Linked DNA regions of Homo sapiens: region 1 is linked to region 2. A link is an interaction called in ENCODE POLR2A ChIA-PET data of the cell type or tissue named here. Cell type or tissue: Caco-2. All regions are shown on one strand. Each heading gives the region's core, and the rest is flanking DNA. Links, peaks and the distances in the headings are about the cores only.

What was found. Peaks named below come from ENCODE experiments on the same cell type or tissue, not always from the same donor. Only the 100,000 strongest peaks of a DNase experiment are listed, where the experiment ranks them.
Region 1: POLR2A ChIA-PET joins it to region 2 with 10 read pairs; 17 of 35 experiments call an interaction of 5 or more read pairs at or near these places.

Annotation. Positions count from the first base shown.
Region 1 is chr2:173,968,223-173,982,872 of GRCh38, reverse strand. No RefSeq gene overlaps it. Among named protein-coding and RNA genes, the nearest start is that of SP3, 10 kb to the right of the region's middle. In Caco-2, for the core only: no CTCF peak of the experiment used is centred there; no DNase peak of the experiment used is centred there.
Region 2 is chr2:174,044,975-174,061,121 of GRCh38, reverse strand. It overlaps LOC105373746 (a long non-coding RNA gene), which reads left to right. Exons shown (of 3, transcript XR_923589.3): 3 at 191-372. Among named protein-coding and RNA genes, the nearest start is that of LINC01960, 28 kb to the right of the region's middle. RefSeq lists an enhancer at 8,433-9,632 and a silencer at 11,390-11,593. In Caco-2, for the core only: no CTCF peak of the experiment used is centred there; DNase peaks (open chromatin) are centred at 7,094, 7,631, 8,602 and 9,221; H3K4me3 peaks cover 1,789 bases.

The DNA of each region.
Region 1 (14,650 bases), core at 9,651-14,650, 81 kb after region 2:
TTTTTATACCATTGAATATCAGTGTGGTAGCTCCCTCAGGACCAAAGCTGGATTACCCAATAGAGAGGGTAAACATGTGTTTAAGGCACCAGCAGCACCTCCTCCCATCATCATCTGCTCCCACCTTAATCAAGGCCATATGGGCTCTCTTCTCTACCAAGACCCCCTTTCTCAACTGGAAAGCGCAATCCAGGCAAAACTGTGGGTACCCTTTGTTTCCAGAGGATAATCTGTATCTCTGAAGACTTGAGGACAGACATCTAGTTCATACATCTCAGTTCTTTCCAAGAATTATTGCAGTTACTCACACATACCCACTCTACTAGATACTGGGTCAGACACTTCAGAAACAAAACATTTATGGTGAGTTTGTGGAAGGGAGATATTCTGGGGAAAATGTGAGAAGGCGACCTTCCTAAGATCCCTTGATTCATAATACAAAAGCAAGCTATGTTCACACCTGTCAGAATGACTCTTATTCAAAAAGATGAAAGATAACAAGTGTTGGCAAGGATGTGGAGAAAAGGGAACCCTTGTATACTATTGGTGGGAATATAAATTAGTACAGTCATAGTGGAAAACAGTATGGAGGTTCTACAAAAAATTAAAAATAGAACTACCATGTGATCCAGCAATTCCACTTCTGGGTATCTATTCAATGGAAATGAAATCAGTGTGTCAAAGAGATACCTGCACTTCCATGTTCATTGCAACATTGTTAACAACAGCCAAGACTGGAATCAACCTAAGTTCAACCTAAGTGTCCATCAGTGGATGAATGGATAAAGAAAATGTGTGTGTGAGAGATATATATGTCACATTTCGTTGTGTGTGTATATAAATATACACACATACTGGAATACTATTTTGCCTTAAAAAAGAAGAAAAGTCATTTGTGAAAACATGGATAAACCTGGAGGATATTATGTTAAATAAAATAAGCTAAGCACAGAACAAATACTGCATGATTTCACTTATATGTGCAATCTTAAAAAGTCTAACTTAAAAAGTCTAGAAACAGAATAGAATGGTGGTTACCAGAAGCTTGGTAGTGGGGTGGGAGTGGGGGTTGATTGGGAAGATGTTGGTTAAAGAATACAAAATTTCAGTTCAACAGGAGGAATAAGTTCAAGAGATCTATTGTGCAACATGGTGACTAGTTAATAACAACGTATTCTATACTTAAAATTGCCAAGAGAGTAGATGTTAAGTGTTCTTATTACACACACACACATCAAAATAAGTGTGTGTGGTAATGCACATGTTAATTAGCTGGATTTAGCCATTCCACAATGTATACAGATTTCAAAACATCGTGTTTTGTACAGCATAAATGCATACAACTTTTGTCAATTATAAAAAAAAGAACCATACCATCTGTGAACTAGGCCTGCTTTTTGCCTCAAGTTTTATTTATTTATTTATTTTTCCTTGCCTAAATTTAATGTAAAGCTTTTGCTGTCTTAAATGTTTTCATTAAGAGGAGTGGGGGGAAAGAGAAGGCACAAGGCTTTTTTAATCTTTTAATGTTTCTGGTTCTTTCTCTTTTTTTTTTGAGACGGAGTCTTGCTCTGTCACCCAGGCTACAGTGCAGTGGCGTGATCTCGGCTCATGCAACCTCCGCCTCCCAGGTTCAAGCGATTCTCCTGCCTCAGCCTCCCAAGTAGCTGGGATTACAGGTGCCTGCCACCGTGCCTGGCTAATTTTTGTATTTTTAGTAGAGATAGGATTTCACCATCTTGGCCTGGCTGGTCTTGAACTCCTGACCTCATGATCCACCCGCCTCGGCCTCCCAAAGTGTTGGGATTACAGGCGTGAGCCGCCGGTTCTTTCTCTTTTTTTTGGCAGAAAATTATGAAACTTTATTGCAAGACATTATGAAAATCTAAATAATACATACCCTATCTTCATGGCTAGAAATACACAATATAATAAAGATGTGAATTCTTTCAAAATTGATCTATAGATCTAGTAACAATGCTAATGAAAATTCTACATTTTTCATGGAGCCTGACAACTGGCTCTAAAATGTACATGTAAGAGCAAATTTCAAAACAACAACAACAACAACAACAACAACAACAACCACCACCACCCAAGACATTCTTGAATAAAAAGAATAACAGCTGGGTTCAGTGGCTTATGCCTGTAATCCTAGCACTTTGGGAGGCAGAAGTGGGAGGATCACTTGAGCCTAGGAAGTCAAGGCTGCAGTGAGCTGTGATCATGTCACTGCACTCCAGCTTGGACAACAGAAAAAGACTCTGTCTGAAAATAAATTTAAAAAACAGATAAGAAGGGAGGACCTTCTCCACAAGGTATCAAGCCTCACTATAATAAAATACTTAGGAGTAATTTTTTTTTTATTTCTAACTTTTAAGTTCAGGGGTCTATATGCAGGTTTGTTACATAGGTAAACGTGTGTCATGGTGGTTTGCTGCACAGATCATCCCATCACCCAGGTATTAAGCCCAGCATCCATTAGCTATTGTTCCTGATGCTCTCCCTCCTCCCACCCCTTTCTGGTTCTTTCTAATAACTTTCAGTCCTGACATCTGTTCTGAAATTGTCAGGACCTTAAAAGTTCTAAAATGGAGGCAAAGAGAATGGGAAACAGGAAAGAGAAATCCTGGCCTCCCTGAGCAGGACTTAAGAGTCCAGGCTCCTGTTTCCTGTTCAGAGACAGCCGAAGCTGTAGGGAAAGACTCGATGGCAGGGATGCTCACAGAGGATGCTGGGAACCCCTATTCTCTACTGTACCAAAGCCTTTACAACAGTCTGTTTTGGGGTTTTGGAGCTGAATTATGTTAAAATATTTTTTTTTTTTTTACTGTGGTTATTACTATCTTTGGAATTTATTTCCTTGGAGGTCAATGGCAGCCTGAATTTGGCAGCTTTCAGGGCAGTGTGTTTTTGAATTTGTTTTTGTTTCTTTTTTATCTCCTAAAGCTTGGGGCTGTGAGGACTCAGGGGTATTGCCTCACTAGGAAGGAGAGCACTGTCCATATGTGATGAGATTGCTGTGCTGCAGGTTTTGAAGACTCATGTGAGCTGCCTGGGAACAAGCAGGATTCAGAACTGAGCTCCATATTAAAATCAAACCAACACCAAATCGAAAAACAAAAACAACATCCAAAGGCAGAAAACAAATGAGAGTGGTTCACACCTCTGAATATCAAGACATTATTAAAACACAAATGAAAATCTGGAAAAAAATTGGAAATCTATTGAGAGAAAACGTTTAACATCATTAATGTGCACTTTCTAATCAAAAGAAAATGATGAATGTCTCAATAGAAAATTGGATAAAGGGTATAAACAAGAAACTCATAGAATAATACGAATGGCACTAACCATGTAAAAATGCTCACTCTCACCAGTAATCAAAGAAATGAAACTTTAAAAAGCACCATAGTTTTGATGATCCAATTGGCAAAGATTAAAAATAAAAATGAAAACTAAGTGTGTGGAGAAATGAGTACTTTTATAAATTGTTTGCGAGTGTATAAACTGGTAAATTTACACACTTATAATAAATACAAAAATTAGCCAGGTGTGGTGGCATGTACCTGTAGTCCCAGCTACCTGGGGGGGTGATGTGGGGGGATCAATTGAGCCTGGGAGGTTGAGGCTGCAGTGAGCCATGATTACACCACTGCACTCCAGCCTGGGCAACAGAGCAAGACCCCATCTCAAAAAAAAACAACAAACAAAATAAAAATAAATAAATAAATAAGAGCCTGATGAGGTGGTGGGCACCTGTAGTCCCAGCTATGCAGGAGCGTGAAATGGGAGGATGGCTTGAACTCAGAAGTTTTGAAGCTGCTATGTTTGCACCTGTGAATAGCCACTGCACTCCAGCCTGAGCAACATAGCAAGACCTCGGTTCTAAAAGTGAATGAATGAATGAGTAAATACATAAATAAATAAAATTAGGACCTCAAGCCCCATAAGACCAGTCTACATGTCAGAAAAACATCAAACACAAATTGAGGGACATTCCACAAAATACGTTACCAGTAAGTACAATAGCACCTCCTTATCAACAGTTCTACTTTCTGTGGTTTTAGTTACCTTCAGCAAATTGTGGCAAAAAATATTGAATGGAAAATTCCAGAAATAAAAAAATTACACTTTTAAATTGTGTGCTGTTCTCAGTAGCTTGATGAAATCTCAGGCCATCCCACACCATCTCACCCAGATGTGAATCATCCTTTTGTTCAGCAGATCCACACTGTCAATCCTACCCACCTGTTAGTCACTCAGTAGCCCTTTCATGGATTCTGTCACAGTACCACAGTGCTTGTGTTCAAGTCACTCTTTTTTTTTTTTTTTTTTTAGATGGAATCTTGCTCTGTTGCCAGGCTGGAGTACAGTGGCGAGATCTCTGCTCACTGCAACCTCTGATTGCCTGGTTCAAGGGATTCTCCTGCCTCAGCTTCCCGAGTAGCTGGAATTACAGGCACGGGCCACCACGCCCAGCTAATTTTTTTTTTTTTTTTTTGTATTTTTAGTAGAGATGGGGTTTCACCATGTTGGCCAGGATGGTCTCGATCTCCTGATCTCGTGATCCACCCGCCTTGGCCTCCCAAAGTGCTGGGATTACAGGCGTGAGCCACTGCGCCTGGCCTTCAAGTCACTCTTATTGACCTCATAATGGTCCCAAAGCACCAAGAGTAGTGATGCTGGCAATTCAGATATGCCAAGGAGAAGCCATAAAGTGCCTTCTTTAAATGAAAAGGTGAACCTTCTCAACTCAACAGAAAAAGAAAAAAAATCATATGCTGGGGTTGCTGAGATCTAAGACAAGAACAAACCTTCTATCTGTGAACTTATGATGAAGGAAAAAGAAATTCCTGCTAGTTTTGCCATCACACCTCAGATTGCAAAATTTATGGACACTGTGCGTGATACATGCTAGTTAAGATGCAAAAGGCATTAAGTTTGTGGGTGGAAGACATGAACAAAAACGTGTTCCGATTGATGGCAATTGGGTTCAGTACTAGCTGAGGTTTCAGGCACCTACTGGGGGTCTTGGAATGGCCCTCACAGATAAGGGTGGCTACTGTACTCCTTAAAAGAGTTAAAGTCATAAGAAACAAGGAAAGACTGAGAAAGAGTCACAGGCTAGAGAACACTAAGACATGCCGACTAAACACATGAATGTGGTATCCTGAATTAGATCCTATAATAGAAAAAGGATGTTACTGGAAAAACTAATGAAATCCAAATGAAGTCTGGAGTTTAGTAATAATGCACTCTGTTGGTTTCTTAGTTTTGACAAATATACCATGGTAAGGTAAGATACTAACATTGTAGGGTGACTAACCATTCCAGTTTGTGTGGAAGAGGGGTTTCTTGGGATGTGGGACTCTCAGTGCTAAAACCAGGACAGTCTGTGCAAACTGGAATGATTGGCTCTAATCTAACAATTGGATTAGAGGTATATGGGAATTCTATATTATCTTTGTAACTGTTTTTGTAAATCTAAAAGCATTCCAAAATAAAAAGTTTATTAAAAATAATAAGACAAATTAAAAACAAGTTAGGAATAGCTGACTAATAATGAGATAATAGGCCTAAAGAAGTTAAATATCACTTTAGTCAAATAATTTATTAAAGTCCTACTAGGTGCAAAGTTTTTTGATGGTTCCTGCTTTCAAGTGTACAAAACAGATATATATATGTGTGTGTGTGTGTTTATATATACCATTTTTCTTTCTATAATCTTGCTGTTATATTTGCAGAAATATATGTGTTTGTGAGGAACTCTGTGGGTTTATTCATTTGGCCTTTTTATGCATTTACTTTTAGCATACATTAAACACACTTTTAAAAGTGTGCATTTCTTTTCTTTCTTTCTTTTTTTTTTGAGACAGAGTGTCGCTCTGTCATCCAGGCTGGAGTGCAGTGGTGTCATCTTGGCTCACTGCAATCTCCGCCTCCTGGGTTTAAGCGATTCTTCTGCCTCAGCCTCCCAAGTAGCTGGGATTACAGGCATGCACCACCACACCTGACTAATTTTTGTATTTTTAGTAGAGACAGGGTTTCATCATGTTGGCCAGGCTGGTCTGGAACTCCTGACCTCAGGTGATCCGCCCACCTTGGCCTCCCAAAGTGCTGGGATTACAGGTGTCAGCCACTGCGCCCGGCCTAGGCCTAACATGTGCATTTCTTGCCATTCCACTGTTTATCCATGGATTTCTTTCTTTCAAAATATTCATTTCTAAGCCTTTTTTCATATACTTCCATCTCCTCTTCAAAAAAGTTTCCACAATTAAATTAGTCTATGTTAAACCCCCCAGGTATAGGAGCCTGAACCATCCCCTGTGCTATTCTCACAGAGTTTCACTTTCCGTATTTACTAGTTTTTTTTTTTTTTTTTTTTAAATGAAGCTTCTGGCTAGGCGTGGTGGCTCACACCTGTAATCCCAGCACTTTGGGAGGCCAAGGTGGCTGGATTACCTGAGGTCAGGAGTTCTAGACCAGCCTGGCCAACGTGGCAAAACCCCATCTCTACTAAAAATACAAAAATTAGCCGGGCGTGGTAGCGGGTGCCTGTAATCCCAGCTACTCTGGAGGCTGAGGCAGGAGAAACACTTGAACCCTGGAGGCAGAGGTTGCAGTGAGCCAAGATGGCGCCACTTCACTCCAGCCTGGGTGACAAAGTGAGACACTGTCTCAAAAAAAAACAAAACAAACATAAAATGAAGATTCTATTTACTTTTTTCTATTTATAAAATAAGGTATAATTTACATATAGTAAAATTCACCCTATTTAGGTATACAGTTCTGTGAATTTTGACTACTCTGATACATTTTCACTATTGTAATGCGAATAGTTTCTTCTTGATTTTTTTTTTTTTGGTTTGTTTTTTGAGACAAGGTCTTGCTCTGTTGACCAGGCTGGAGTGCAGTGGTTCGATCACGGCTTGCTGCAGTCTTAACCTCCTGGACTCAAGCAATCCTCCTACCTCAGCATCGAGAGTAGCTAGGATCACAGGTGCATGCCACCACGGGTGCAACCACACCCAGCTAATTTTTTATTTTTTGTAGAGACAGCATCTCCCTATGTTGTCCAGGCTGGTCATGAATTCCTAGACTCAAATGATCCACCCATTTCAGCCTCTCAAAGTGCCGAGATTATAAACACGAGCCACCATGCTTAGCCTGCTTCTTGATTCTTAATAGATGTTTAAATTCATCAATAAGGAGAAAAGTGACTTGAAATACTTTATCTTTGACTAGGTCTATGTCAGTTTTAATAAGTAAAACCCTCATTAAATTATTGTTCATTCCCTAAATATCCCTTTTTCTCTTGAGCATGAGATTCAGAAGTATTAAATTCTGTAGAGAAGATGACATTGGTAAATTTTGTAGGAAATCAGCAAATGGAAATATCAGAAAGTTATGATTTAATTTAAAAAGAGTCAGCATGGATTCACATCTTATCTGCCTCAGTGATATGAAATAACTTCTGGGTCTAATAACAAATATCAGCTGAGGGAAGCCATGAACCAATTACTTGTATTTTAGGATAAAATACCATGAAAAGAATACCAGACAAACAACTAATCTAGAAGTTAGATAAGTAGTATAGGGATGAACTACTTAAGTAAACAATGACTTTGATATCAAAGTGTGGAATAGTTTGGAATGGATGGGTTACAACGCTCCAGGGATCAATATTAGGACCAACTTTGTTCATTTTTATATGTCAGTGATTTGGAAGAAGTAACATGCAGTAAGCTTGTTATACAAAACTAGAGGGAGGGTCAGTCAATACAAAGAAGGAATGAAATGACTTGAGTAGACTAGGGACATAAGCAGATAAGTGGCTTATTCAATTCAGTGTGGAGGAAATATGAAGTAGAAAGATTATCTCATGGTAGGCTGGGCTCGGTGGCTTACGTCTGTAATCCTAACACTTTGGGAGGTGGAGGCAGGTGGATTGCTTGAGCTCAGAAGTTCGAGACCAGCCTGAGCAACGATGTGGTGAAACCCCATCTCTACAAAAAATACAAAAATTAGCCGGATATGGTGGCTCATGCTTGTAGTCCCAGCTACTTGGGGGGCTGAAGAAGGAGGATCGCTTGAGATTAGGAGGTGGAGGTTGCAGTGAGCCAAGATGGCACCACTGCACTCTAGCCTGGGAGACACAGTGAGACCTTGTCTCAAAAAAAAGAAAGAAAGAAAGAAAGATTATCTCAGTAATGTGAAATCAGAATATTCAAAATAGAGTAAAAAAGTACAAACTCATGAGTTAGCAAGCATGCCAGAAACAAAATAATTCCAATGCAATGAGTAAGACAGGAATATTGACTATAGAATTTAAAGAAATGCTTTTTTTTTGAGACGGAGTTTCACTCTTGTTGCCCAGGCTGGAATGCAATGGGGTGATCTTGGCTCACTGCAACCTCCACCTCCCAGGTTTGAGCAATTCTCCTGCCTCAGCCTCCCGAGTAGCTGAGATTACAGGCGCACACCACCACACCTGGCTCACTTTTGTATTTTCCGTAGAGACAGGGTTTCACCACGTTGGTAAGGCTGGTCTTGAACCCCTGACATCAGGTGATTCACCCACCTCAGCCTTCCAAAGTGCTGAGATTACAGGCGTGAGCCACCGCGCCTGGCCAAGAAATGCCACAGTTTTAATATACTAGACTAAGAAAATAACTCAGTGAAATATATGTAATTAGAGCAAAAATAAAGTCATTTGCTGTTAAAGGTAACAGAACCTTTAAATTATGGGTGTTGGCCAGGTGCGGTGGCTCACACCTGTAATCCCAGCACTTTGGGAGGCTGAGGTGGGCAGATCACCTGAGGTCGGGAGTTTGAAACCAGCCTAACCAACATGGAGAAACCCTGTCTCTACTAAAAATACAAAATTAGTCGGGTGTGGTGGCGCATGCCTGTAATCCCAGCTACTCGGGAGGCTGAGGCAGGAGAATCGCTTGAACCCGGGAGGCAGAGGTTGTGGTGAGCCAAGATTGTACCATTGCACTCTAGCCTGGGCAACAAGAGTGAAACTCCGTCTCAAAAAAAAAAAAAAAATTATAGGTGTTAATCAGTTCCAGAAATCTCTTAAATTAGGTGACTTCACCATCTATTATTGTTTTATAATTTATGTATACATTGCGCACATTTTATATATCAAATGGTTCATAACAAAAACATTCAAACATATCCTTACGTTTTTAATAGTTGGTTCAGCTGGTGAGTACCAGTTTTTTGGCCCCTTTATAATCAGCAGGTCATATTACTAACAGTTTCTCCATTAAAATAAGAAGTCTGAATGTTTAATCCTAAAAGAATCCAAATTCATGGCTTGTTGAAATCAATGTATTGTTCAACAGATATCTATTAATTATCTTCTATTTGCTCAACACTGAAAAATTGTCTCCTAACTCTTTCATTATACAACATGCCTCTTTTGATAAAACATAAAAGTCTCACATTTTCCTTTAATATTTGAAATTCCAGTAAGTTAAGTGTTATAGCTTTTAAAAACATCCCTATGGGACAAAGAGCTGTTTTGTTTTCAAATGATACCTCTCCTTCCTTGGAAATCACTGCTTAAGAACCATAGAAAGAGTAAGATAATGCTTGTGCACAAAGTGCTTATCATTTAAATCATGGTGACAATACTAAATCATGAATTAAGAGTAATATTAAGGGGTATACTCTAAGGTTAATGGAAAGTTAGAGATGAGGGAATGACCAATAGCTGGAAGCAGTGGCTTTTTAAATTTTTATTTTTGAGACACGGTCTCTGTCACCAAGGCTGGGGTGCAGTGGCACAATCAAAGCTCACTGCAGCCTTGACCTCCCTGGGCTCAGTTGATCCTCCTGCCTTAACCTCCAGAGTAGCTGGGACTACAGGTGCACACCACTATGCCCAGCTAATTTTTGCATTTTTTTGTAGAGATGGGGTTTTGCCACGATGCTAAGGCCGGTCTTGAATTCCAAAGTGTTGAGATTATAGGTGTGAGCCACCACGCCTGGCCAGCAGTGGCTTTATGGAAAGAGGTTAAGACTTGAACTGAAGCATGGGGAGGGGAGAAGGAAAATCCTGGTGGCAGAGGGCCAGTAAACTTTGTGGTTAGAGTGACTACAGGACAGTGAGGAGTTGGGAGAGATGACCTGATATGCATTAGATCATTTGAATCACTCAGGTTTTTTGAGCCAGGTTAAGGAAGATTAATTTGATGGTAGATATAGAACAGAAAGGAGCAGGAAAGTCTGGAGGCCTGTCTAGGGCAGCAGAAGTGGGCCAGGGCAAAGCATGCTTTGATCCCTTCCAGAAGGAGCTGACTGACCCCCCAGTGATTTCTGAATTCGGAAGGCAGTCCTTTGGCAAAGCATCTGATGTATTGTAGGCTTTGTTATTTCTCTTCTCTATTATTTGAATTTGTGTATGTTTACATTTTGCTACTTGCTCTGTGGCCCAGGATGGAGGGCAGTGGTGCAATCATGGCTCACTGCAGCCTTGACCTCCTGAGCTCAAGGAATCCTCCCATCGCAGCCTCCCAAGTAGCTAGGACTGCAGGCATGCACCCCCATGTCTGGCTAATTAAAAAAAAAATTTTGTAGAGTTGAGGTCTCAGTATGTTGCCTAGGCTAGCCTTGAACTCCTGGGCTCAAGTGTTCCTCCTGCCTTTGCCTCCCAAAGTGCTGGGAGGCATGCATCACTGTGCCTGGCCTATATTTTCTTTTTTTTTTTTTTGAGTCTCTCTCTGTCGCCCAGGCTGGAGTGCAGTGACACGATCTCGGCTCACTGTAGGCTCCGCCTCCCAGGTTCATGCCATTCTCCTGCCTCAGCCTCCTGAGTAGCTGGGACTACAGGTGCCCGCCACCATGCCCAGCTAATTTTTTTGTATTTTTAGTAGAGACGGGGTTTCACTGTGTTAGCCAATACGGTCTCCATCTCTTGACCTCGTGATCCATCTGCCTCGGCCTCCCAATCCACCCGCCTTGGCCTCCCAAGGTGCTGGGATTACCGGTGTGAGCCACCGTGCCCAGCCCTATATTTTGTTTCTTAACTGGATATCCACTCCTTGAGGATAGGGACCATGCAGCATCTTGTAGAGCAGGGTTCAATAAATGTGATTTCAATGAACAGGTAGCTGAGAGTGTCTGCAGGAAAACTTGGCAGGCAGCATCTGGTAAGTGGCTGCCTATGGGAGAGGGAAGGGAGGAGATGTGTCAAAGGTAATTTCCCGTATGGGCTTCTGAGAGAATGATGGCCTCACTGTCACAGACAGAAGCATCAGAGGGGAGGAGGAGCTGGTTGTGTAGAGAAAGTTATGAGTTTAGTTTTGAACATTCTGAGTTTGAGGTGAAAGTGAGACATTCAAGAGGAATTCACAGTGCTTAAACATATAGAACATGGCCGGGTGCAGCGGCTCACACCTGTAATCCCAGCACTTTGGGAGGCCGAGGCGGGTGGATCATTTGCAGTCAGGAGTTTGAGACCAGCCTAGGCAACATGACGAAACCCCGTCTCTACTAAAAATGCAAAAAAAATTAGCTGGGCATGGTGGCGTGCACCTGTGGTCCCAGCTACTCCGGAGGCTGAGGCAGGAGAATCGCTTGAACCCAGGAGGTGGAGGTTGCAGTGAGCTGAGATCATGCCAGTGCACTCCACCCTGGGCGACAAGAGTGAAATTTTGTCTTTAAAAAAAAAAAAAAGGATATAGAACAAGAACTCAGGTGACAGGAGATAGAGATTTGGGAGTGAGTTTGGAGATGAGGGCTGACATTGCAGAATGCTGTGTTTCCAGCTTCTGAAGAAAAGCTCGGGGAACCAAAAACAAAAGAAACCCTAAAGCAGCACTGTCTGATAGCCACTAGCCACATGTGGCCATTCACATTTAACTTTAATTAAAATAAAAAAACCTTCAGTTCTTCAGTCATACTAGCCACATTTCCAAGTTCCTAATGGTCACATGTGGTTAGTGGCTATGGTAATAGGCAGTGCACACAAAGAATATTTCCATCACCACAGGTAGCTTTTTATGGGACTGCACTGTAAAGATACAGAGAAATATATATTTGAGAGAAAACCAGAAAGCTGATAATGTTCAAGGGAGGGGAGAGTGTTAAGAAGGAAATATTTACAGTGTCAAATGCTGAAATTGGGTGTAGAATTATATTAGGAAGGCAGTAGGAAGACAGCAAGTTACTGAGACTTTGGACAAGGAAAGGGAGGAAAGAAAAAAGATAGTAGCTAGGGACAACCACAGTCACATGGAGGATTTTTAAAGATAGGAAGGAATGTTTATCTTCAAACATAGCTATGTTTGAAGACAAATGGACAAAGGCCTGTGAAGATGGTAAGAGTCCCCAAACCCAAGCCTGCCCTTGCTTCTCTCTGTGGCTCTAAACTCAATTTGACAACAGTCTGTTGGCTATCCATCTCATGGAAGTCCTGCTAGCACCTCCAGCTCAGCACATCTAAGAACAAACTCATAATGGCCCACCACTTACTCATGCCCTTTTAAGATCCTTTACTTCAGTTCATCTTTCCAGTTACTAAAAGCTGGGAAACTTAGTATATTTGAATCATTCTCTTTTGCCTCCAGCCCTTTGATCAGTTACCTGGGCATACTTACTGCAGTACTTCTCCTATCAGTTACTTTTTTTTTTTTCTAGTTTAAAATAATGCTCATAGTATTTCAGGCAAGGAGAACAATATAGAGAATACAATAATAATACACTCAGCCTAGCTTAAGTTAAATTTGCAAATGTAAACAAAGCCCATGGGAAACTCATTCAAATGCCATTCTCCTCTTCATACCAAGGGTAATCACCGTTTTAAATTTAGCACACCATTCCTTTGCAATTACAGTGTTACTACATATGTATATATCCATATATAGTATAGAATATAATTTGGTACATTTAAAAACTTTATATAAATACAGTAGTAGCATAACATTTATTCTTCTATAACCAGGCTTTTTTCACACAGTATTGAGATTTATCCATGATGGTCATCTCTTTTAATTAATTATGGATTGTTCTGTTTATATATTAATGCATATATTATACATATATACTTATGTGTGTATAGATTATACATATATATGTGTGTGTATAATTGCATTTTTTATTCCAGCTGTTTGGTTGGAATGGAGTGATGACATGGTGCAGCACTCAGCCATTTTAGGGGGAACTCGAAAAATTCTGTTCCTTAAAGCAGGTAAAAGCTGCCTTCAATATTTTCTACAGTTCTATCCAACCTTCTCCTAACCACATCATTTTTTTTTTCCCCTTTCTCTTACCTTCTCTAACTAGGCTTTGGGTATCATTGACTCTTTTGAGATTAGTTGTTGTTTATGTCTGGTTTATATGACCAAAGAAAATAAACAAATTCTATTATCTAATTGAATCATAAAGTATGAATACACTCCATGCTGAAGGTTGTTGCTCCTCATTTAAGGACATCACACTTTAATGGCTTGAGGTTATTTATTACTATTTTTGAGAAAGGAAGAGATGAAATATGAGGGGGTTAAGTGTATTTAATGTAAACTAAAATGTTTCTGAAGTGTGATAGTGATTATGTAGTAGAACAACTTAAGATCCTTGAAATCCAGTGTGAACAGGTTAAAGAGCTCTAGGATGGTTAAAAGTAAGGTCACAATAATAGAAACAAAGGTTATGTTCTTGAGACATTAATTTAGGTTGAATGATATAGAATTGTCACCTTTTAAGATAAAAAACAGTTGAATACTGGCAATTTCATATGGTCCACTTGATAGACGTTCAGGAGGGAAGAAATGCAGAAGTAGGGAGTGTGAAGGAAAGGGCATAGGTCTTCAGGTGTGGTACCGTCAACCAGGGCCATCACTTTTTAATACTGAATGGCTAGGCTCTTGCAGATGTAGATCAAACCGTATTTAGTTGTCTCTTCTGTTTGTAGGGAAGAAACGGGTTGCAAAATATTCCATGCCAACAGGTGTATAGAAGCCTTCAGGGATTTTTCACCGTCATCACATTTCCAAAGGATTTAAGAAAACTTACAAAAACACATGACATTTTAAAAAGTGAGGAAATCGAGGATATGGGAAAAGAAAGTGACATCCAGATCTCCTAATATGATGTAAACAATGGCCAGCACAGTACTTCCTCAAATCGTTTTGGAAGAAAAAGTATAAATAATATCCAGCACTGTGATTCTCTCCCTGCTAAGCAACTGCAATTTTGGGTTACTATGTAAATGTAGCAGTAGGTGCCATTGAGAGGCAGCTTTCTAATAAGAAAATAAGTATTTTAATTAAATTGTATTTCGGCCGGGCTCATGCCTGTAATCCCAGCACTTTAGGAGGCAGAGGCGGGCGGATCACAAGGTCGGCAGTTCAAGACCAGCCTGGCCAACATGGTGAAACCCTGTCTTTACTAAAAATACAAAACTTAGCCAGGCATGCTGGCGGGCGCTACGTGATCCCAGCTACTGGGGAGGCTGAGGCAGGAGAATCACTTGAAGCCGGGAGGCGGAGGTTGCAGTGAGCCGAGACCATGCCATTGAAAAAAAAAATTTGTATTTCAAGATTTGACTACAATACTGAAATAGGTAGGAAAAGGTGTTCTTTCAAGAGACTATCTTCATTTCCAGCCATTTTAAAAAGCTATTCCATGACAATAA
Region 2 (16,147 bases), core at 6,452-11,451:
ACTCTTGCCTGAGGCAGTAACTTTTTTTTCTGTAAAAGCTCACCTGTATTATTAAAACCCAAAATATTCCTCATCCTTTATGGCTTGGCCTTTGTTAACCTTATTCGTCTATCACTTCAGCACTTTACCCATATTTATCACTGGAGGCTTAAATTTGTTGATATTTTTTCACACTTTTTGTCCTTTCCAGTTCCTTCATATCTTTACACCTTGTGTCCCTGAAAATGTGGGAATATGGCCAGACCTCATCGTGGGGACTGCTAAGTCAGTTTCACAGATGACAACAATGTGGAGAGTTACAGAATCAACTGATTTATCAGGTTTTCTGTTTTCATATCTTTTCCTGAGAGTACAATTAAGGCATTTATATTAAAATCAGTTCCTGAAATCCCCTGATAGTAACAAGCAAAAACAATAATAAAATAGCACTTACTCAGAGCCTAAAGTAAACCATGCAACAAGCCCAAATGAAAGAAGCATAACTTTTTTTTTTCATTCTGGGTTTTAGCTTCTAAGGTGATCCAGGCAGATTTAGTTATTGGCAGTGGATACAGGTTATTTGCTTAACTAAATGAATTAGGGGCAGGGTGTGGGGAAGAAGGAGGAGAAAGGAGGGTGATAAAAGAACACTGAACAAGTTAGGACGGAACTTTTACAGTGCAGATATGCAGGCTGATGAGCATTTCTGAAAGTAGCTTAACATATTTTCAGATTCCACATCAAGTACTGATTGCATTAAGCAAGATGAATAATTTATCTCCTTCATCACTAGAGCAAAAACTGATAGTGTAAAATTTATTATATTTTTTTTTTTTTTTGAGACAGGGTCTTGCTGTGTCACCCAGGCTGAAGTGCAGTGGCCCCCATCACAGCTCACCTCCTGGGCTCAAGCGATCCTCCTGTGTCAGCCTTCTGAGTAGCTGGGACTACTGGCGCATGCCACCATGCCTGAGTAATTTTCGTATTTTTGGTAGAGATGGGGTTTTGCCATGTGTCCCAGTCTGGTCTCAAACTCCTGGGCTCAAGCAAACTGTCTTCCCCTGTCTCCCACAGTGCTGGGATTACAGGCATGAGTCACTGCACCCAGACTGTTCATTAGATTTAACAAGTATGCATGAGCCCAGGCCTGCACCAGGCAGTAAGGACTATTGACCTACTGAAACCCAGGCCTGTAGATCAGAGATTTAAAAGTTGTTTCAATTTTACTGGAGATTCTAATTCAGGGAGGGGATTGAGTGATGACATGGAGAGGCCATGTCATTGGAAGAAGAATTTATGAGTTGTATTTGCCAAGGGATGAGGGCACATCATGCATGCAGGGCCACATGGGGAAGCACCAGGTTAGGTCAGGAAGGAGAAGTGGTGAGAAGAAAGCCCAGGCCACAGCGTTTATTGCGGTTGCCTTGGGAAAAACAAGGCGGGGCAGGAGAAACAGTGTAGGATTGGCTATTTCAAATAATTTGGGCAGGCTCTGGGCTATAGGAGTGGTCTGTAGTTGTCTGGTACCTGGCCCTGGGTGATTTCGGGCAGAGGAAATACTGGCTGGTGTGTAAGAGTGAGATAAGGAAGTGTTTGGGAGTATGGACTCAAATGATTGGTTAGAGGGTTTGTAATATGATTTTTGTGCATCTGGGAAACCTGGATTGCAGAGGAAATAGAAATAATCATGGCCATTAATTTGGCCTTGTGACTAATGAATACCAAACAGACAAATACAGAATCTAAGAAAACACAAAACAAAAGTCCACATGATCAGAGCGTCTCAGTGAAGATGAATCATCTTACATAAACACACAGCTTAGAAACTGGCCCATGCACCAGGCAGCACGTGGAAAAACAATTAGCCACATGGCTATTCCATGTCTTCATTCTAACAATGTGTAGTGAAGCATTTGGTCTTGCCCAGAGGGTGATCTGGCCTTTGCCCTCAGCTTCTGGGATTAACCTCAGTCATAACTTATAAGAGTATCTTGGTTTAGGGGATGAGATAACCACACTGGATCCTGGGGTACATACTGGCCATGCCAGAAAGACCCAGCAGTGTGATTTAGGGTGAGAATTTGGGTCATGTAGTGTCAGCTGACTTTCAGAATGAGATCAGCCATGTGGGCAATCAATAAACCCATCAGGCCTACAGAATGAAGCTCCAATAAAAACTCTGGACACTGAAATTTGCTTGTACCTCTTTGGTTGACAGTACTCAAGGTGTATCCTCACACACAGATGCCAGGAAGGTAATGTGTTCTAACTCCACAGGAGAGGACAATGGAAGCTTCATGTTTGATAAGCCTCCCAGACTGCCCTGTGTGTCTCTTTCTTTGGCTAATTCTAATCTGTATCTTTTCTCTATAATAAATCAAAACCATGAGTATAATAGCTTTCAATAAATTCAGCGGGTCCTCCTAGTGAATTATCCAATCTGAGAGTAGTTTGGGGGAATCCCCCAAAGTTGAGGTCAGTGTCCAAAATGAAAGCAGGGTTAGGAATTGTGACCTCAGCCTTTGCAGTTTGGCTGACTCTGGGCTTTATTTTTTAAAAATAAAACCAAAAAGAAAGATATTAGGTAAAAAATGGAGGGTTCTCCTCCCTTCCCTGGCTTTCTCCAGAGGATTTCTCTGTTAACTGTTTCCTTCTGGTTTATCTTTCCAGACATTTTCTGTATAAATATAAACATGTATGCACAGTCTCTTTTTAAATCATAAATGAGATTGTGCTCCATAGCTTTCCCTGAAACTTCCTTTTATCACTTCCATGTCATGAGTATTTTTTGTGTCAGCACATCTGGACCTATTCCTGAGCTTTTTGATGGCTGAGTGATATTTGTTTGTAAGGCTGAACTCTCCTAAGACAGGAACCAAGTCTAAGGGATCTTGAGAGATCACGTGACTTCATGTGCATAGAGCTCCTAGAAGAATGCTGGCACAGAATAAGCAGGCACCACGTGTTTGTTCTCATTTATTTGTTTATGTAGCCAGCCCTCTCTTGTGTACATTGAGATTTCTAATTTTCCCATTATTCCCAAAAGGCTGCAGTGAATATGCTTGAGCTTCTACATATACTTTCACATTTAGGATAAATTCCTGGGAATGGAATTGCTGGATCAAAGGGTATGCATTGCTGGGTGGTGTCAAATTGCTGTCTGAAACGGTTGTACCATGGCCGGGCACAGTGGCTTATGCCTGTAATCCCAGCACTTTGGGAGGCCAATACAGGCAGATCACTCGGGGTCAGGAGTTAGAGATCAGCCTGGCCAACATGGCAAAATCCCATCTCTACTAAAAATACAGAAATTAGTTGGGCATGGTTGTGCGCACCTGTAGTCCCAACTACTTGCGAAGCTGAGGCAGGAGAATTGCTTGAACCTGGGAGGCAGAGGTTGCAATGAGCCAAGATCATGCCACTGCACTCCAGCCTGGGAGCCAGAGGGAGATTCTGTCTTAAAAAAATAAATACATACATACATAAATACATAAATACATAAATCAAAACAAAATAAAATAAAATAAAATAAAATGGTTGTACCAGTTAACGTTCCCACCTCACCCCATGGTGTGCTCGATTCCCAGACCCCCAACTACTGAGCATTATCAACCTTTTTAGTCTTTACCAATCCAATCGATTTTTAACATTTCAATCTCCTTGTGGTTTAGTTTGCATTTCTTTACTGGTGAAGTTGGCTATCTGTTTTATATATTTGTTCATTTACTTTATTGAACTTTTTTTTTCAGGCTGCTTGTTCGTGTACTTTAATATTCTATTTGGTTTACACAGATTTCCCCATTCCATTGGAAACTGATATCTTGAGCGAGATTCAGGCAACATGAAAAGGTACCGGGATGCTTTCCCAGCCATCATTTCCATGCCATCGTGACTTCCACTATGTTTTAAATTTCCTTAAGGAAACAAAGCAAAGCAAAATGAAAAACAGTGAAGACTGGAAAGAGGGATTAATTTTCTCTGGTTGGTTGAGGAGCTTTTATTTGTTTGTTTCCTCCTCTCATCTAAATAGATATCCTTTATTTTACCTTTATTTTAGGAGTCTCTCCATTGCTCCAGTGTGGAAACCAACCCACCAGGAACTGAGTTATTTTATTCTTTAATTTAAATCAATCTGACAAATAAATATCCTTTAATTTCTCAACCCAGCATAGATGATGGTATGTAACAGACTGGTAAACCACTTTTGTGTTTTGGTAAATTTTTTGCACTTTTATAAGGCTGAATTTCCTTACCAAAAGTAGTTTGTTTGACTTACATGTTGTTTTAAAGATATATCTATTTTTTTATTTTTAGGGTTTTTTTTTTTCAGAGATGGGGTCTTGCTGTGTTGCCTAGTTGGGGTCTTGCTGTGTTGGCTAGTCTCCAGCTCCTGTGCTCAAGCAATCTTCCCACCTCAGTCTCCTGAGTAGCTGGGACTATAGGTGTGTGCCACTGTGCCCAGCTAAAGATGTATTCTTGATTTTCAAGTGCATTTCACATTTTGCAAAGAATATTTGCATAAACTCCTCAAGAATTTGGTTTCTTCAAAAAGGAAATGGCCGGGCACGGTGGCTTATGCCTGTAATTCCAGCATTTTGGGAGGCCAAGGCGGGCGGATCAGGAGGTCAGGAGTTTGAGACTAGCCTGACCAACATGGTGAAACCCTGTCTCTACTAAAAATACAAAAAAAAAATTGCCAGGCATGGTGGTTTGCACCTGTCGTCCCAGCTGCTAGGGAGGCTGAGGTGGGAGGATCACTTGAGCCCGGGAGCAGAGGCTGCAGTGAGCCAAGATCATGCCACTGCACTCCAGCCTAGGTAACAGAGCAAGACCGTCTCAAAAAAATAAACAAAAAACAAAAATGGAGAGAACCCAAGATGTGGTCCTGCCTTTCTTCGAACCTCCTTTTCTTCTAATATTGACCTCCTAATTGGGGGTCCTTGTTTGTCAACTGTACAGCCTCCTTCTTTCCTCCTCTCATTTCTCAGAACTTGTGACAGTTGGTATATGGTTCATACATACTGGTTTATTTCACAGTTTTACATATTCAGATCCATCTTTTCTCCCCTGTGAAGTTATAAAGCTCTTATAGATTAGGTGCTGTATTAGTTATACAGTGCTGCATAACAAGTCACCCCAGATTTACATCTTCAAACAACAATAACATTTATGACCTAGCAGTTTTTGCAAGCCAGAAGTCGGTGGAAGCAGCTCATCTGTGCACAGCAATCCAAGGGCCGGGCTGGAGCTGCAGACAGTACTCCCGAGGTAGCTCACTCTCGTGACCGCAAAACTGGAGCTACTCAGTTTCTCACCATGTGGACTGTTTGGTGGAGCTACTTCCCAGAGCCACTCAGGAGCCCTCATAACATGGCATCTGGCTTTCTCCAGAGTGAGTGACTCAAGCAAGAGCAAGGCAAAAGCCATAGGTCTTTTATGGCCCAGGCTCAGGAGTCAAACACTGTCATTTCCAAAATATCCTATTGGGTACCTACATCAGTTCTCCACAGGGTCATGAATACCAGGAAGCAGGAATCATTTGGGGCCATCTTAGAGGCTGGTTACCACAGGGACCCTGTCTTTTATTCCTTCTGTATGTTATGCCATATAGATCAGATTCTGGCATAGGCATAATCAACCCGAACTATGCAGAAATATCATAATGAATCAAGAAGCAAATTCTGCCGGGCGCGGTGGCTCATGCTTGTAATCCCAGCACTTTGGGAGGCCGAGGTAGGCGGATCACCAGAGGTCGGGGGTTCAAGACCAGCCTGACCAACATGGAGAAACCCCATCTCTATTAAAAATACAAAAAGTTAGCTGGGGATGATGGCACATGCCTGTAATCCCAGCTACTCAGGAGGCTGAGTCAGGAGAATCACTTGAACCCGAGAGGTGGATGTTGCGGTGAGCAGAGATCGCGTGATTGCATTCCAGCCTGGGCAACAAGAGCAAAACTCAATCTCAAAAAAAAAAAAAAAAAAAAGGAAGCAAATTCTTTTTATAACTCATGACTGTGAGTAAAAGGACCAGTCTTGGGTCAAGTTGCCTGGGAGACATCTCCAAGGCAGACACTAGCATGCAAGAAGTTTATTGCGGAAAAGAACCCTTTGGATCACCACCGCTTGTTGGGGAGCGAAGGAACTAGTATTGGGATCAGGGAATTGTGGAGCAGCAAAGGCCTCAGCCAATCCCAAGGAAAGCTCTGGCGCTAGGATGGCCCATCACAGTATTTACACCATGAAAACTGGCAGTGCTACAAATCAGAGTTGTTGTTATTTTTAGACACAGGGTCTCGCTCTGTCACACGGCTAGAGTGCAGTGGCACTATCATATTAATAGATCACTGCAGCCTGAAACTCCTGGGCTCAAGCAATCCTCCCACCTCAGCCTCCTGAGTAGCTGAGACTACAAGTACAGGCCACTGTGCCTGACTAACCTACTTTTTCTAGAGATGGCTGTCTCACTATGTTAACCAGGCTGGTCTCAAACTTCTGGCCTCATGCCATCCTCGTACTTCGACCTCCCAAGGCACTGGGACTATGGGCATGAGCTGCTGCACGCAGTCAAATTAGGATTTTTGAAATCCCTGATTTAAACCTTAAGTTGGTTATTAATAATTTACCAGTGCACTAGTGATCTTTTGAATCCCTTTTCCTGAGATCCTGAATGTAGTATCTTGTCATGTTAAAATTTCTGAGAAGTCCCACAATAAGGAAATTTGTTTAACTTTGTGAAATAAACATTTCCCAAACATAGGACGTTGGTATAAATTTTGGTGCACAGACCCAAGTGTCTAAGAAGCTATTTAATTTCTGATTTTGACTCCCTTTTCTTCCAGATTGATGAGGGAAAAAAACCACCACCACCACCTGGTTCTCACTTGTTGATCCACTCAGGCACTGCTCAGACGCCCAGAATCCCTGTTCACAGGATCTGCCAGGTCTGAGGACTGAGCTCAGTTTCTGGGAGATGCTCGAGGGAAAGGGATCCTCATCCTCTGGGTGGGGGTGCATGCTTCCCTCCCTGTGATTCAGCCTCTCCTATTTCCCACTGCCTCTCAGGCCTGTTTCACCCGTTCTGCCTGACTCCTGAAAGCATTTGCGTTTGCAAGCCCAGTCTAGGTGCACTTCCTGACCACTTTGTCTCTGCCACCTCCCTGGTGCTCTGCTTGCAGGCTGGGCCTGGGGCTCTCCTGAGCCACAAACCCTGGCTTCCTCCCTCTCCCCTCTTCCTTCCCCGCCCCCTACTTCTCTTCCAGACTCCTGTTTCCCTACCGCATTCCTCCTCCCCTTCCCTTTTCTCCTTTTCTTCCTGTCTCCCTTCCCCTTTTCTTCTCTCCTCAAAAACCCTTTCCAGGCTGGAGTAAGTCTCTCTCCCTTCATCCAGCCTTTGCTTGAGAGTCAGCTGAATTCTCCCAAGGACTTTGGCTTTGTTTCCGTCCGATCAGCAGCCTCCAGAAGGTAATGAGCACTGTGCCCCGCCTGCTTCAATGGGGGAGGAACGGTATGGAATTGGGAGGGACGAGAAAAAGTTCCTATCTAAAACCCCCTTTCCCTCCACCACACTGATTTGACTTTGGAACAGTTTTGTGGAGCACAGTTCAGGGAAACTCTGCAAGTGCTTCCCATGGTCTCTTGCAAAACCAGCGGGTGCCAAGGAGGTGCCAGAGTGACCTCTGGGCTCACAATCTGTGACAGACAGTAAGACAGTCTGGAAATACTTTCATCTCAGCCCTTCAAGGGATTAGGTACTAAAGGGGAGGGAGGGTAGAGCCTGGGAATCCCAGCTGACCTGGAGTCACTGAGTCCCGGGGGGCCGAGGGCCGATGGGAGAGGAGTTGCTGTTCTTGGCGGCTGTTTGAAAACTTTCATACAAGATCGCATCATTCTTCATCCCGTTCACTTGTGTTTCCACAGGTACTGCTTTCTGAGGGTCTGGGTGGCTCCTTGGAAAAGGGGTCTGGGTGGCTCCTTGGAAAAGGAGTCTGGTCCCCACTGTGATAGTATTAAATACAAGTCTCTGAAAACGTCTTAAAATCCCTCCCAAAATTAATGCATTGATTTAGAAGTGAGACCAAAATGTGAAGACTTCACCAGTCTAAAATAAATTCAAAACAAGTTAAATGAGCATGACCGAATAGCCAGCCATTTCTAAATTGTTCATTTCACATAGTGTAGCCTTTACAGTGGTGGCAACTATGATAACAGATCCTATGACTTAGATAAGATCAACAAATTACCAAGTGCTAATTGTTTCTGCTGGGTGTAGGTGAGGAGATAAATAGCTTGTAAATTAAACAGCAGTGCCTAAGGGTGCCATTCCTGTACTCACACGGGCTGCTCCGTGCTCTCCAGCAAATAATTTCCTCTTATCTCATAATTAAACATTTTTACCTTTAAAAACCACAATCATTAGTGAATATGTTATCCTCCTAGTGCCAAATTTAAAAGAGGAGAAAGGAGATAAGAAGCAGTAATCTAATAAACTGAATGACAATGTCATTTCATCCTTTTGCAAATCATCGAAATATAGGCTTTCTGTCTTGGGTGGTTATTGGGCCATCTATGCAGCTTTTCCATAAGCAGCTCCTGCGCCAGTGCTGAAGTGTGGCAGTCGTCAAATCCAGAGCCTGTGTGGCCTGGAGCCTGTCAGTAAGTGCTCATGTGCCGCAGCTGTTCTCTGTTGTTTAGGATCTTGCCTCAGATTCGCTTATAAATGGCATTTATAACATCAAACTTATTCAGTGCCCGTTAAGATGTTTTAGCTTTATCATGAATGTCAACCGCTCCTTTTCCAGCTTCCCATCTCAAGGGAAGACCATGAGAGCTGAATATCACTACCACATTATTTTACTCCAAGTGCAGACATACAGTGCAGTGCAGTGCAAAGAGCTGTTTTCTTTCCTTCCCTTTGTTTTCAAAGTTCAGTCTCTGAACGTCTGGTTAGAAGAGTGTTATCTGGATAATGTTTTTCACTCTGCGCTAGTTATGGTATGTCCTTGTGTTAGAAATTCTAAAGACAAAAATGTGTCCATTCCTTCTTTGTTCATCCATCCATCCTTTCATCCATGCATTTATTTCATCGTTTATTCTTCTCATGTTTATGAAGTTCTTTTGGTTCAAACCCTGTGCAGGGCGCTAGATGAAAGGCAAATGTGCGTGGGGCACATTTCTTTCTGCTGAGCTCAGAGGGAGAGGCCAAAATTGTAAATACTGATTACAGTAGAAAGCACTGTGGAGAGGCCCCACCCAGCTTGGGCCAGGCAGGAAGATTCCAATGAGGCAATGATAAAACCAAGAGGAGCAGCAGAGAACAGCGGCTTGCAGCCCCCTGGCTGAGCTAGCTTCAGAGGCAGATAAATAAGTGCCTGCCAAGTCTCGGGTATCAAGTACAGGCTTGGCCAGGGGTAGCCTGCAAAGATGAAGCCTTTGACCTGGGCTATCTCATTTTATTCTCCTGGTAACCTGTGATATAGGCTCTTCCCTAGCTACTCTGCAGTGGGGAATAAGAGAAACAGGGGAAGAAGTCCTGGCTGCCCCTGCCTATTGTGACTTTGAGAAGGAATTACCCTCCCAGGGCTTCAATTCCCTGATATGTTACATGGGGATCATAACAGTTTCTACCTCTCAGGTTTGTTGTGAAGATTACATGAATTTACACATGTGAAGCATTTAGAATAATGCATGAATTCAATAAATAGTAACTATCATTACTCATCTTACTAATTAGGCTTAGTGAGCATAATTAAGTGACCCGAATTATCCAGCTGAAAAGAGGCAGAGCTAGGGGTCAAACCCCTTCCTAACCTACAGTATTGTGTGCAGCATACCACGGGACCACACAGGATGACCACTTAATTAAGACTGATGCAACCAGGGAGGGCTTCCTGCAGGAGGTAGCATCTGAGCTGAGTTTGGAAGAAGGGCCTAGAGTTTGCCAGGGAAAGAAGTGGGAAAAGCATTTTAAGGAGACTAGCAGAACGTGTAAAGGCCTGGAGGCATGAGCAGGCCTGGTATATAGCAGGACCGTGGTATGGCCAGGGGGTGGAGGAGTTTAGATTGGACCCTGAAGGCAAAGCAGATTCTTTGTTTTGTTTTTGGTGCTAGTAATTAGTGTGTTTATTTGAAGAGTGGGAAAAAGTAAAAGAGAAACTTAAAAATACAGGTAATTTGTATTTACAATTTATTTACTGTTTTTCTTTAAATGACTTGTTCTTTTTATTTAAATTTATTTACTGATTTTCATTTTTATTTTTTAATAAATAGAGATGGGGTCTTGCTTTGTTGCCCAGGCTGATCTCCAACTCCTAGACTCAAGTGATCCTCCTGCTTCAGCCTCCCAAAGTGTTGAAATTACAGGTGCGAGCCACCACTCCTGGCGTAAATTTACTTTTGAACTATATCACAACCATAAAATGGAAAACTATAGTGCCAGATATGTTTTGGAATTCAGATTTTTTTCTGATTTAGAAAGGAGATATAGAGCATACGCCCTGCAGTAGTTAACACCCCCAGAAGCCAAAGAATCAATAAATATTTCTCAGAGAAATGTATGACTATTTACACCAAGTAGGACAGAAGCTATATATAGCTTGCCTCAAGGAGCTTTGGCCCCAACATTACAAAAAAAGCTTTCATTTTTCAGAGATTTGTAGATTTTAGAATGTGGATGAGTAGTCTCACTTGCTGGAACTAGAAGGTAACAGAAAATATATTTGTTGCATACAAAGCTTTGTTCTTAGAGTCCAGCTCAGCCTCCCAGCTGTGGCTACAGAGGTGCATCCTTGTTGAAAGGAGATTCACTGGCATCAGGGAGGTGTTCAAAGCTTCCACTAGCAATGTTAACAATGAGGAAACTGGGTGTTGGGTATTTAGGAACTGTATGTAATGTTCTTGCAATTTTTCTGTAAATCTTCAACTATTCTGAAATTTAAAGTTTATTTAAAAAAAATAAGCTGACTCACACCAAACCAGACTTTCTCCATAACAGAATCACTGATATGGTTAGGCTTTGTGTCCCCACCCAAATCTTATCTTGAATTGTAATCCCAGGTGTTGAGGGAGGGACCTGGTGGGAAGTGATTGGATCATGGGGGCGGTTTCCTCCATGCTGTTCTCGTGATAGTGAGGGACTTCTCATGATATCTGTTGGTTTTATAAATGGCAGTCCCCCTGGGCTTTTTCTGTCTCTCCTGTCACCTTGTGAAGAAGATGCCTGCTTCTCCTTCCTCCATGATTGTAAGTTTCCTGAGGCCTCCCCAGCCATGTGAAACTGTAAGTCAATTAAACCTCTTTTCTTTATCAACTACGCAGTCTTGGGTAGTATCTTTATAGTAGTGTGAAATTGAACTAATACAATCACTTTCTCATTCAGTGACTCCATTCTTAATGCCCCCACCTCATCCCCACAAAATGATTCCATGGGCATCCCCTGACCCCAAGGTAGGCTCCCAGGCTTTGGGAAACCCTGGCTGGGCTGGGCTGGACTAGGCTATGTTGTCTCTGGACATTAAGCCGAAGGATAGGGCTTTTTCTGTGGCAATGAGATTTCATTAAAGGTGTTTAAGTGGGTTGGGGTTGCCGTTGAGAGTACCGTTTGTGGATGGGGGTGAGAAGTTTGGCCAGAGAGGAAAGATACCGGGGAGCAAGAGGGAAAGGCTAGTGATCAGGCTGGCAGGCTGATGGCCAGGAAGGCACAGATGTGGGTGAACGGGAGGGTTCAGAGAGGCAGGAATGCAGACCCCCTGGAGGTGTGTGCAGGAGAGCGTGTTAGGGGCTGGCTGGGGCAGGATGCTGGCTTTGTGAGGGGCCAAGGGCATCTCACAAAAATGTTCTGCAATGTTCTAGGTCATTCCCTGAAAAGTAAAAAATATATTTTAAAAAATTTTTTTGAAAGAAAAGAAAATGTCCTGCAAGGGCCTGGAGGGGCAGGTTGCCCAGAGCAGCGTCAGAGACTCAGGCTTGATGCCATCCTTTCACAGATAGTAAGAGGCTCCTAGAGCTGTTGGACGTCTCCAGGAGACAGAAAAGGAACATTGCCCTTCCCCAGCCCCTCACAGCTTCACCCCCCTGCCCCTCACAGCTTCACCCCCCTGCCCCAGCCACAGGGTAAACAACAACAAGGTTGGGACAAAGGAGGGGTTAGAAGAGAAGACAAACCGGCCCTCATTCTACTCATTCTGGGTGGAACAGGAAGCTCGGCTCCTGGTTGTTAAGCTTGAAGGTTGCTGATTGGAATCTGTGGGGATGGATGGAGATCCTCCCTTACAGGACCCGATGCCCAGGGCTGACTAAACAGGGAGCTGTTCTACCAAAGGCGTAGGAACCACTACAGAAAAAAGTGAAAGATACACAGGGTAGACGTCCTCCAGAAAGCAAGGAAACTTGAGCATCCAGCACGCAGAGGACACCCACTCTGCCCGTGTGCCTATTTTTGCCTCCAAATCCTCACCTGGGCATCAGTACCTCACCTGAGCCGCCAACAGCCAGGATCCTGTGCCAAGCCAGTGCCATTCTGGGATTTAACTCAGCAGCTACAAGCCAGAAAGAAACTGGGGACTCCAGGGCCAGTTCCTGAGCCTGCACGCCAGCCGGAGGGAGAGCGCCCAGCAGACGCCGCGGGTTGCGCCCCGGGCGCGTCCCTCCGCTGCCCTTCGTGGGCGCGAGTGGCAGCCGGCTGCGGGCCTGGCGGGGAGCCGGTCAGCCTGACATCCCCAGCAGATGTCAGTCTGGGAACAGGAAGCAGCGTGTTTGGGGTTTCTAAAAATAAATAAATAAATAACCACAACCACAAGAACAGTCTTTTATTGCAAAGTAAAAAAATGCTTTAATGACTAGAGCGTTTAGCACATTGGGGGTGTTCATTGTTTTCAATTATGTGCCATTCTGAAAGGAGAGCACAAATTCTGAGCCTGAATGGAGAATTGTGGGGCTTCGGATTTGTGCTGTTTTAAACATTTGCTTTACTACTTTAAGAAGAGAACTGTAAAATAGAAATAATGATATATTATTACAAGTAAATTACACTGTGGAGTAGCATTAATATTGCAGTTGAAACCTAGAATTTGAAATAAAGATGGAAATATTCATTTGTACATAGTTTTTGTTCTTAGAAAAATGATTTAGCATAAGTCAAGAAGCTTCCTTCTGCGCGTGCACATCCGGCGGGGGCTGAGGCTCCCTGGCCGGGGCACCCCAGGGCCGCTCTGCCAGGATCCCAGTGGTGAGCCCTGGGGTCCCCGCAGGGACCGGGAACCTGGAGTTCTCAGCACCAGGGCTGGCACAGGCTGGGTTCCTCCATGTGTCCCCCAGCAAGGACTTGAAGCCAGGCCACTGTGACGCCCCCTCCTCTCTCTTACTTCCTGGCAATCTAGAAATGGAGAAAGGAGCAGAGGAGACCGAACAATGGCAGGGATTATAAGGGGACTGATGTGGGAGGAAGCAGCTCTTTCAAGAAGATCAGTCTAGATTAGTATGGGAATTGGACGTTTAGGGTTTCTCTCTCTCTCTGGTCATTTTTTTTCAGATTACAAAAGTAATATACATTTCCGGCAAAAAGAAAATTAATGTATTACAGAAACATGTGATTTAGAAAGTGGTAGTCCCTGCAATCTAGTCTAGGGTGGTGGTAAGGGCATTAGGTGCTTGTGGACAGAGGCTGCATAAGGAGATGGTGACAACAGGTGACAGAAGAGCTTTATTCTGCAATCCTCCCTTCTCTCTTTATTTTTTTCTTTGTGTGCCTCTATCTGAAAAATATCACCCTTCTCAAAGGCAGGCCCTATTTTGTCAGGCCTAATCCCCTAGCCAGGCTTCTTCTTCCTCTTCTGGGAAGAAGGTGGTGAGAAAGGCCACAGAAAAATTTAGGGTCCATAGCTTCCTTCTATTTATCCATTCAAGTGTTGTTGTTTTTTTAAACCAGTATAATACAGCTGAGCTCCACCTACTGCATTTTGTGAACCAAACATCAAAGCTTGTCATGGTCAGTACTAAGCGATCTTTGGAAATGCATTTTTTAGGGGCACCCTGTCATTCTAGACAAGGCCCTACGCTGCTCACGCGGGGCCCAACCCATTTCCTAACCTGGCCCTGCCCACTTCACCAAACACCCCCAGTCCAGCCACCCTCCTGACACCTGAACTACCCACTACTTTTGCCTCTGAGGGCCCTCATTGCAGGTTAGGCTCCTCTTCCATCACCTGTGCAGGCCACCAAGCTCATGATCCTAGACTCTGCCCGACAGCCCAGCCTCTATGAAGTCTTCTGGGGCAACTCCTCACTCCTTAACACCCAATGCTTATCTTTTGTTAGTAAAGAGTAACTTGACTCGGATTTGTACCCCTTGCCCATTGTAAGGAATAACAATAAATAGTTAATGAATGAATAAATTGGTGATTTGGGAGGTGGTACAAGGAAAGGAATATGAGGGAAGTACTATTTATTTAGCACATTTGAACAACCCTGCTGAGTAGGCATGATCTCTCTCACTTCACAATTGAGGAAACTGAGGGTCAGAGAGGATTAATAACTTATCCAAAGTCACATAGCCAGGAAGGGGCAGAGCAAGGTTTAGAATCCAGGTCTGCTTTGACTCCCTATGGTTCGAATGTTTGTCTACTAAATTCATGTTGAAATGTGATTGCTAATGATGGGAACTAATGACTGATGCAGTTATAAAAGGGCCAGTTTGTCCCCTTTTGCCTTTTGCCCTTCTGCTGTCCACCATGTGATGCTGCAGCAAGAAGGTGCTCACTGGCTGGTGCCTCGAAGTTGGACTTCCCAGCCCCCAGAACTGTGAGCCAATAAGGTTCTGCTCATTACCAATCACTCAGTCTCAGGTATTCTGTTATAGCACAAACAGACTAAGACGTTGCCTTTTCACCTCTCAACATGGAGTGAGCACTGGCTCAGAGAATCCCCAACACATACACTGGGCACCACCAAGAGACCATCTGTGGGTTCCCTGGAATCCCTAGGGCAGCCCAACACATACCAAGGGTCTTTCCCATAAATATTTGATTAAATTCCTAAAACTCCTAATATCCACTCCCACCTTCCACCTCAGCAACCTTTTATTTGGAAAACTTTAAACTTAGAAAAATTGAAAGAGCAGGACAATAAACGTGAGTATATCCTTCACATTTCCAAACATATATACACACTTGTATACGTATTTATACATTAGAGGCTTTTTGTTTTGGTTTTGCTTTCCTGAACTATTAGAAAACGACTTGCAGAGATTGTACACTTGGCACATAAATATTTCAGCATGTTTCTCTTAGAAGAAAGGGATTCTCTTCCACAATCATAATACCATTATCACACCCAACACATTTAACATATACTTAATAGTTCAATATGTAGTCTATATTCAAATTGGTTCAAAAATGTCTTTTATAGCTCTTTTTGTTTTTTGATCCTGAATCTTTTTTTTTTTTTTCTTTTTGAGACGGAGTTTTGCTCTTGTCATCCAGGCTGGAGTGCAATGGCACAATCTTGGCTCAGTGCAACCTCTGCCTCCCTGGTTCAAGCAATTCTCCTGCTTCAGTCTCCCAAATAGCTGGGATTACAGGCACCCACCACCACACCCAGCTAATTTTTTTTTATTTTTTAGTAGAGATGGGGTTTCACCATGTTGGCTAGGCTGGTCTTGAACTCCTGACCTCAGGTGATCCACCCACCTCAGCCTCCCAAAGTGCTAGGATTACAGGTGTGAGCCACCACGCCCGTCTGATCCTGAATCTTTTTTAAGGATCACAAATCTCACTGATTTGTCATGTCTCTTTAGTCTTCTGTAACTTACAGCAATTATTTTATCTTTTTCATGATATTGACACTTTTTAAGAATTCAAACTGGTTCTCTCATAGAGTGTCCCACATTCTGGATTTGTCTGTTTGTTTCTTCCTTCCTTTTCCCCCAAGAATACTATATCTGTATCATGCATTGTGGTGTATCAGGAGGCACATAATGTCACTTTGTTCCATTACTGATGATGTGGTTACACTTCATTACTTGGTGTGGGTGCCCTCTAAGATGGCCCCCATTGGTCCTTACCTCCTGGTGTCCACATCCTTGGGTTCCCCCTCCCCTTAGGTATGGGTTGGACTTAGTGACTTGCTTCTAAAGAATAGAATAAGTGAGAAGTTATAGACTGTCACTTCTGAGA